Linked DNA regions of Homo sapiens: region 1 is linked to region 2. Evidence: read pairs that join two places in POLR2A ChIA-PET (ENCODE). Cell type or tissue: MCF 10A. All regions are shown on one strand. Links, peaks and the distances in the headings refer to the core of each region. The heading gives the core; the rest is flanking DNA.

Region 1 (4,396 bases), core at 172-4,171, 110 kb before region 2:
ATCCTCCCAGTGTTGGGATTACAGGCATGACTCACTGCACCCAGCCAGACCATGGAATTTATAAAGTTGAATTTTCCTGAACCATTAAAGGGAAAGATGCAGGAAATAAGAGAATGGCAAGTGGAAATGGTACCAAGAATTATTGGCTTCTTGTTTCATGCAGTGATTCTATGTTGGATACTCTCCTTTGGTTCTTACATATACTTACTGAAATGGTTTGGCTCTGTGTCCCCACCCAAATCTCATCTTGTAGCTCCCATAATTCCCACATGTTGTGGGAGGGACCCAGTGGGAGATGATTAAATCATGGGGTCAGATCTTTCCCGTGCTGTTCTCCTGATAGTGAATGGGTCTCACAAGATCTGATGGTTTTAAAAACGGGAGTTTCTCTGCACAAGTTCTCTCTTTGCCTGCTGCCATCCACCTAAGACGTAACTTGCTCCTCCTTGCCTTCTGCCATGATTGTGAGGCCTCCGCAGCCACATGGAATTGAGTCCAATTGAACCTCTTTTTTTTTTTTTTTTTTTTGTAGATTGCCCAGTCTCGGGTATGTCTTTATCAGTAGCATGAAAACGGACTAATACACTTACCTAACTCTCAAAACAGCCTACTAAATTGTTGCTATTGGCATTTTTCAGATGAGGAAACTGAGGCACAGAGAGATTAATTTGCCCAAGATCACTTGTACGGAAAGTAAACACACCATTTAGACTCTCTGAGCCTTAGTTCTTTGTCTATAGCATGGAAATGTAATAGTACCTGCTGTCTAGAGTTGTGGTGAGGCCTATGTAAGTTCATACATGTGCATTAGGACAGTGCCTGGCATGTTGTGAGTGCTCAGTAATTCTTAGCAATTAATATCTTGCTTCAAGTATTTGGAGTAAAGTGCTCTTTTTTTTCAAGCGTGGCAGTTAAGGACCATGAAGCCTAGAGCTGCAGAAAGCGCTCTTTGTTACCATGTACAGTGAGCCTGCCTGACAATGAGGCCCATTGAAAAGAAAGCAGAGCTGAGAGATTGAGGAAGACAACATCCATGTAACATTATTTGGGCCCTCAAATCTTTCTGTTCTCAAAGCTAGATGCAACCCCAAATGAGCCAATATAAATTCTCTGTTTTTAAACAAGCTTCAGTTGGGTACCTATGACCTTTGTCTAGAAGAACCTTAAGAGAGTCCCGGGCAGACACTTCTAGAAAACAATATGCATTTCCAGAATTTGCCTTAGCCTTGTGTCAAGGCAGCTAATGAAGCTGGTTTTCAATTGTGCTCAGAGTTCCACAATAGAAGAAAGTAATTTGGTTCCCTTGAGTGTTGAATGGGAAGTCAAGCTACTTATAAGTTGTTGGAACTTTTTTTTTTTTCTTGACTAGTGGGAGGAGGGCTGCATGGTACCAACTGAAAGGATTTTTTGGATTATTAGAGCTCTTTTGACACATAGGTTTTACAGTTTGGCAGGCTCATAAGATCCCGAGGTCTAACTTGCCCACTTTACAAATGAGTAAATTGCAGCCTGGAAAGATTAAGTAACTTGGACAAGCTGATTAGTCTACGTAGGAGAATAACCAGGTTCTAAACCTTGCTGTCATTTGAATTCTCTCTGATTTTGGATTTTCAGCAATATAAGCTGCACATAGGTTTTTTTGGACATAGACATGCAGAATTAGAGTCAGCAAGCTTATATCAGCTCACCCGACTCCTAACCTAGCTTGGTGTTTCTCTCATTGTATCATGCTTCTTCCTATCATTAAACACTTTTCCTGTGGCCACAATGTTTACTTAATACAGTAGTCTCCACCCCCCTATCCACAGTTTCACCTCCACAGTTTCAGTTACCTGTGGTCAACCACAGTCTGAAAATGGATAAGTAGAGTACAATAAGATATTTGAGAAAGAGAGGGATCACATTTGCATAACTTTTATTGCAGCGTGTGTTGTTATTTTATTATTGTTGTTCTTAGCCTATTACTGTGCCTAATTTATAAATTAAACTTTATCATAGGTATGTATGTATAGGAAAAAAAATAGTGTATATATGCTTTGGTACTATCTGCAGTGTCAGGCATCCACGGGGGGTCTTGGCACTTACCGTCGTGGATAAGGAGAGACTACACAGTACACAGCAAGTAACAAATGCGTAGTGTAGAACTCTAGCCCTACAGAATGTTTCTAGAATGCGGTAATGCAGAAAAAGAAGTTCTGTATTTAAATAAATTAATGAGTTAATTACTGGTGGTATGTGCCTGTATTCCCAGCTACTTGGGAGGCTGAGACGGGAGGACTGCTTGAGCCCAGGAGTTTGAGGTTACTGTGAGCTATGATAGCACCACTGCACTCCAGCCTGGGTGATAGAGCAAAACCCAATCTCAAAATAAATAAATAAATAAATACATAAATAAATAAAATGTATGAGTTGGTTGGGCATGGTGGCTCACATCTGTAATCGCAGCACCTTGAGAGGCTGAGGTGGGCAGATCACTTGAGGCCCGGAGTTCGAGACCAGCCTGGCCAACATGGTGACACCCCGTCTCTACAAAAAAAAATATAAAAATTAGCCAAGTGTGGTGGCAGGCGCCTGTATTCCCAGCTACTCAGGAGGCTGAGGCAGGAGAATCACTTGAACCCGGGAGGCGGAGGTTGCAGTGAGCCAAGACTGCGCCACTACACTCCAGCCTGGGTGACAGAGCAAGACTCCATCTTGGAAAAAAAAAGTGTGGCTTAAATTGGTTTCTTTACTGCAGTATTTCTCAGAGCCTTTAATAAGCTGTTTTGCATTATAAATGGGGCAGGGTGGGGTTAGACATAGGATACAGTGTTTTCAAACTCATCTTACCACAGATCTAGTGTTCTGGGAAATGCAGCATTAGAGGCATGAATCTTCACATTGTTTTCCAGGGTTGAACAATCATCTTATCCCTTGATTCAGTTCTACCCTCTTCTTTGGTGTTCTTTCTGGATATCCTTTTAATTTTTATGTTATTTATTTATTTTAATTTTAATTTTTTAATTTTAATTTTTTTGAAACAGGGTCTGACTCTGTCACCCAGGCTGGAGTGCAGTGGCACAATCCCAGCTCACCGCAACTGCTGCCTCCTGGGCTCAAGCCATCCTCCCACCTCAGCTTCCGGAGTAGCCAGGACTACAGGCATGAGCCACCACGCCTGGCTAATTTTTGTATTTTTTGTAGAGATGGCGTTTCGCCATGTTGCCCAGGCTGGTCTCAAACTCCTGGGGTCAAGCGATCTGCCCACCTTGGCCTCCCAAAGTGCTGGGATTACAGGCGTGAGCCATTGCGCCTGGCCCAGTTCTCCATTTTAAATTATCACCTTCAATTTTCATACTCCCTCCTGTTTCTCCAAGTTTCTGTATTTGGTTGCTTCTCTGGCTGTGGTTCCTTTTCTCAGTCTCTTTGTGTGTGGCCTTTACTTGCAGGGTGAAGCGTTCTGATGAGACAATGTCTCTGGCGAGTTCTGTCTAATGAAGAATGATCAGCTTGAACACTCTCCGAAGGGCAAGATCAGCCCTGACTTATAATAATTATATCTCAATACTCTCACACCCCAAGGTGGGCTTGTGGGAGGGAGCCGTACATAAAGATGCTTTCAACAGATTGCCCAGAAGTGCCAAGAAAGCCACTGTCCCCCTTGTTGAGTCCTACTCATCTTCCCAGGCCCAAGCCCAGTGGCAGAACATCTCCACGAAGTTCCCAAACATCGGAAGCCCCTCTCCTGACTTCCAGCATCTCACAAGAAAGTCAGCTCCAGCTTAGCACTTAGCCTCTTCTCCCCTGACAAGCTGACAAGCTGACCGTCTGTCTAGGACGACATTTGTGTTTTGACTAAAAGAATCAGCCTCCCTGATTAACATTTGCCACAGTCGTCACCAAGTATGGTGCTGTCTTTTATTGTCCTAAAAAGTATTCTGTGCCTTCTACATTACGCTTGTGTCCTTAAAATTCTAGCAGAAATTTTTAGTATAGTTTGCACACTGGGTAGAATTTATCTTCATTGATAGTTTCCACACTCAACATTCCCTATTTGTTTTATTTATTTATTTATTTATTTATTTATTTATTTATTTATTTATTTTGAGACGGAGTCTTGCTCTGTCACCCAGGCTGGAGTGCAGCGGCGCAGTCTCGGCTCACTGCAACCTCCACCTCCCAGGTTCAAGCGATTCTCCTGCCTCAGCCTCCCAAGTAGCTGGGATTGCAGGAGTGCACCACCATGCCGGGCTAATATTTTCGTATTTTTAGTAGAGATGGGGTTTCACCACGTTGGCCAGGCTAGTCTCAAACTCCTGACCTCAAGTGATCTGCCCGCCTCAGCCTCCCAAAGTACTGGGATTACAGGCGTGAGCCACCACGCTCAGCCCCTCAAAAGTCCTTTATTTTCAAGGGT
Region 2 (4,396 bases), core at 141-4,140:
AATTTTCAGTGTCTGATTTCTCTGGGTTCAACTCTTTTGTATCCAATACTTGATTAGATTCCTAAAGCACAGCATTTCATTGTTTTCCTGCCCACGTGCTTAGTTCCTGCTAGTCTCTGCTCTTCCACAGCTATTCATATTGAAATTCTATTGCCTGTAATCCCAGCACTTTGGGAGGCCAACGCTGGCAGATCACTTGAGGTTGGGAGTTCGAGAATAGCCTGGCCAACATGGTGAAACCCTGTCTCTACTAAAAATACAAAAATTAGCCAGGCGTGGTGGTGTGCGCCTGTAGTCCCAGCTACTTGGGAGGCTGAGGCAGAAGAATCGCTTGAACTCGGGAGGTGGAGGTTGCAGTGACACAAGATCACACCACTACACTCCAGCCTCGGTGACAGAGTGAGACTCCATCTAAAAAAAAAAAGAAAAAAAAGAAAAAAATTCTATCCTTTCCTCTATAACAAGTGCTACAACGGTAAGAATAACAACTACCACTTGTTGAATGTCTGTTACCTATGTGCCAGCCACCACACCAGGCATTCTACATACATTATCTCATTTAACCCTCACAAGAACCCTGTAAAATGGGCATTATTATACCCACCTGACATACAAGAGACCCAAGGCTTGCATGTCCAAGGTAAACACAGAAAGTAACTAACAGAGGCTGAGCTGAGTGCCATGGCTCATGTCTGTAATCCCAGCACTTTGGAAGGGTGAGGTGGGTGGATGACTTGAGTTCAGGAGTTCAAGACCAGCCAACATGGCAAAACTCTGTCTCTACAAAAAAATACAAAAATTAGCTGTGTGTACTGGCATGCACCTGTAGTCTCAGGTACTCGGGAGGCTGAAGTGGGAGGATCACTTGAGCCTGGGAGGTCGAGGTTGCGGTGAGCTGAGATTGTGCCACGGTATTCCAGCCTAGGCAACAGAGTAAGACCCTTCAAAAAAAAAAAGAGTTACAGAGGCTGGAAAACAAACCACAGTGGGTCTGACATCAAAGTCTGCTTTTCCTACTCTGCTACTCTGAGCCCAATTTCCTTTACCCCTTACTTTTTTTTTTTTTTTTTTGGAGACGGAGTCTTGCTCTGTCACCCAGGCTTGAATGCAGCGGTATGATCTCAGCTCACTGAAACCTCTGCCTCCTGGGTTCAAGCAATTCTCCTGCCTCAGCCTCCTGAGTAGCTGAGACTACAGGTGTGTACCACCACGCCCAGCTAATTTTTGTATTTTTAGTAGAGACAGAGTTTCACCATGTTGGCCAGGCTGGTCTTGAACTCCTGACCTCAGGTGATCCACCCGCCTCAAACTCCCAACGTGCTGGGATTATAGGCATGAGCCACTGTGTGTGGCCTACCCCTTACTTCTGTCAAAAGGATTATCATCTTTTCTATCTCCCATAAATTTTGTAACTCTTTTGTGGAGACTACATATTGCATTGAACTGTAAAGCATAATATTTAGTGTTGTTTATATTGCTTATATTTTTTGTGCCAGAAAAATAGAGACGAGTCAAGGCAAATCCATTATCACCCTTAGAAAAACCACTCACGTGCACATTCCAATTATGTAGGTCGGCAGCTTTATTTCGGAAAACACATCTGAAGCAGTCACAGTGTGGAAGTGAGAGCTGTGGTTTTTGAAGACCTGCATTTAAATCCCAAGGCCATCACTTCCCAGGTATGTGACCTTGGGCAAGCTGCTTAAATTGTCTCTTTACTTTTTACCGGTTAGTTATAATGAAGGATGACAATAATAGTTTGTGCCTCATAGGGTTATTGAGAGGATTAAATAATGAAACTATGCTTGGTAAGTAGTCAGTGTTTAATAAATGTTATCTACTGTTAACTGTTGTGAAATATAAATGTTCTTGTAATAAATGGTTTGGAGTCCCTCCCTGGGGGAGAATTCTTTTTCCCTTTTCCATTGATGCTTGGCTTGACCGTGTGACTTCCTTTGTCCAATGAAAATTGAGAAGGGATGGGTACCATTCCTTTCTTTTTCTTTTTTCTTTTTCTCTTTTTTTTGAGACAGAGTCCTGCTCTGTTGTCCAAGCTGGAATGCAGTGGCATGGGCTTGGCTTGCTGCAACACCCACCTCCTGGGTTCAAGCGATTGTCCTGCCTCAGCCTCCCAAATACTGGGATTACAGGCGCTGCCACCACGCTTGGCTAATTTTTTGTATTTTTAGTAGAGACGAGGTTTCTCCATGTTAGCCAGGTTGGTCTAAACTCCTGACCTCGTGATCTGTCCGCCTCGGCCTCCCAAAGTGCTGGGATTACAGGCGTGAGCCACCGTGCCCAGCCAATGTGTACCATTTCTGAGCAAAACTTGAGGAGCTATTGTGTGGTCTGCCACCTTCTCCTTTCCTTCTGTTACAAAACCAGCGTTGACTCAGCTAGGGGCTGTTTCGTCAGCCTAGGACTCAGAAAGAAAATGATAGAAGCAAAACCACAAGCAGGCTGTGATGGACAAGTCATGCGTGTAGGGCATAAAGCTTTTTGTAAGCCACTGAGATTCAAGCGTTGTTGGTCACCATGTCATAACTTAGCCTAGGCTGACTCATGGTTGTTAAACTAGTTTATAGAAAGCCTCTTATTTAAAAGTATTTGACTGTTCTATGATTATTCTTTGATTCTCTGCAGACTTAAGACATTAGCAATTTTTAGATCAGCCTGGCAGCCTGATCTGCTACTTCTGACTGAAATAACTTTGGAACTTAGTCTTACATCTGAAATGGGATGATTCCAGAGTCCTTGGGATGTTTGTTATCTATCAGTTGTCTGCCAGTTCCTCAGAACCCATGGTGTTTCCAGTTTCTAAAGTAAAGCTATGCTAACAAGCTCTTCCTGACAAAGGAGCATAGACCAGGGCCCTCTTAGTGACTAGTACGCATGGCTGTATTCGTTGGCATATGGTGATCTGTGGGCATTGTAAGGCTGGCTGATGGCTGGGCCAGAGTGTTCTGTCAAGCAAGCCTCACCGGTCTTTCCATACCTCAGCCCCAGTCCAGGGCCTCTAGCCAGGCTGGGCCAGCTCTCTGATGGGCCTTTACCTGTATGCAGTGGGCCCACACTCTGAGCTTCTTCTCCTCGCTGACTCCAGAATGGGATACTGTCCAGCATCCCAAACTCTCCTGTTGTCATGATAGAAAAGTCCTTGCATCCCTCCTGAGTAGCTGGGACTACAGGCACACACCACCAGATTGTTGTTGTTTTAAGACACTAAATTTTGGTGGGATTTACTACAACAGTAACCAGAACAGCATGTTCTAGGGGAATGGAAGTCTTCAGAAGGACATGAAAGCCAGCCTCAAGTATCTGAGGGGCTTCAGGTATAGCAGGAGTTAGATTTGGAGGCTGGGCATGGTGGCTCATGCCTGTAATCCCAGCGCTTTGGGAGGCTGAGGCAGGTAGATCACTTGAGGTCAGGAGTCTGAGACCAGCGTGGCCAACATGGCGAAACCCCTTCTCTACTAAAAATACAAAAAATTAACCATGTGTGGTGGTGTGTGCCTGTAATCCCAGCTACTCGGGAGGCTGAGGCAGGAGAATCACTTGAACCTGGGAGGCGGAGGTTGCAGTGAGCCGAGGTTGCGCCACTGCACTCCAGCCTGGGTGATACAGCCAAGACCCCATCTCAAAAAAAAAAAAAAAAAAAAAAAAAAAGGGAGTTAGATTTGGCATGGGAAGCAGGAGAAGGCAGCACTTCTGTCACTAGGTGGAATGCCCAGGGATGCAAATCTGATTCTTCATGGAGGCCTTTCCTAGGCGAAGAACTTGAGGAGTCCCCTGACTGAGTTCAGCTTCTCTTCCAATTTGAGAACTCTGTCAGCGGAATCCAAGCACGGAATGGGTGGCCGTTTTGGGGGCTGTTGTAAAAAGGTCCACAGGACTCCCAAAGGCCCTTCAAACGCTAAAAAGACATAATTCCTAATGATGTAAGGCTAAACTGTTTTGAAAAAGAAATGTTTAGTAAACTTTTATTTATTTATTTATTTATTTATTTTTGAGACAGAGTCTTACTCTGTCACCCAGGCTGGAGTACAGTGGCATGATCTTGACTCACTGCAACCTCTTTTCTCCCCGGTTCAAACAATTCTTATGCCTCAGCTTCCCAAGTAGCTGGGATTACAGGCATGTGCCACCATGCCCAGATAATTTTTTTGTATTTTTAGTAGAGACAGAGATTCACTGGGTTGGCCAGGCTGGTCTTGAACTCCTGGACTCAAGTGATCCGCCCACCTCAGTCTCCCAAAATGCTGGGATTATAGGTATGAGCCACCATGCCCAGACTAGTAAACTCTTCATAGAAGAGGTGAGGACTAATCTGGTCTTTAAAGTTGGAAAGGGTCAGGAAAGCAGAAAGAAGAGTCACTCTGCAAAGAACCAATGGGAA

Evidence for each region. ChIA-PET counts read pairs that join two places held together with the same protein. Peaks named below come from ENCODE experiments on the same cell type or tissue, not always from the same donor. Only the 100,000 strongest peaks of a DNase experiment are listed, where the experiment ranks them.
Region 1: POLR2A ChIA-PET joins it to region 2 with 5 read pairs; 2 of 35 experiments call an interaction of 5 or more read pairs at or near these places.

Annotation. Positions count from the first base shown.
Region 1 is chr6:18,097,100-18,101,495 of GRCh38, reverse strand. No RefSeq gene overlaps it. Among named protein-coding and RNA genes, the nearest start is that of NHLRC1, 23 kb to the left of the region's middle. In MCF 10A, for the core only: no CTCF peak of the experiment used is centred there; no DNase peak of the experiment used is centred there.
Region 2 is chr6:17,991,723-17,996,118 of GRCh38, reverse strand. No RefSeq gene overlaps it. Among named protein-coding and RNA genes, the nearest start is that of KIF13A, 6.3 kb to the right of the region's middle. RefSeq lists an enhancer at 2,534-2,583. In MCF 10A, for the core only: no CTCF peak of the experiment used is centred there; a DNase peak (open chromatin) is centred at 2,448.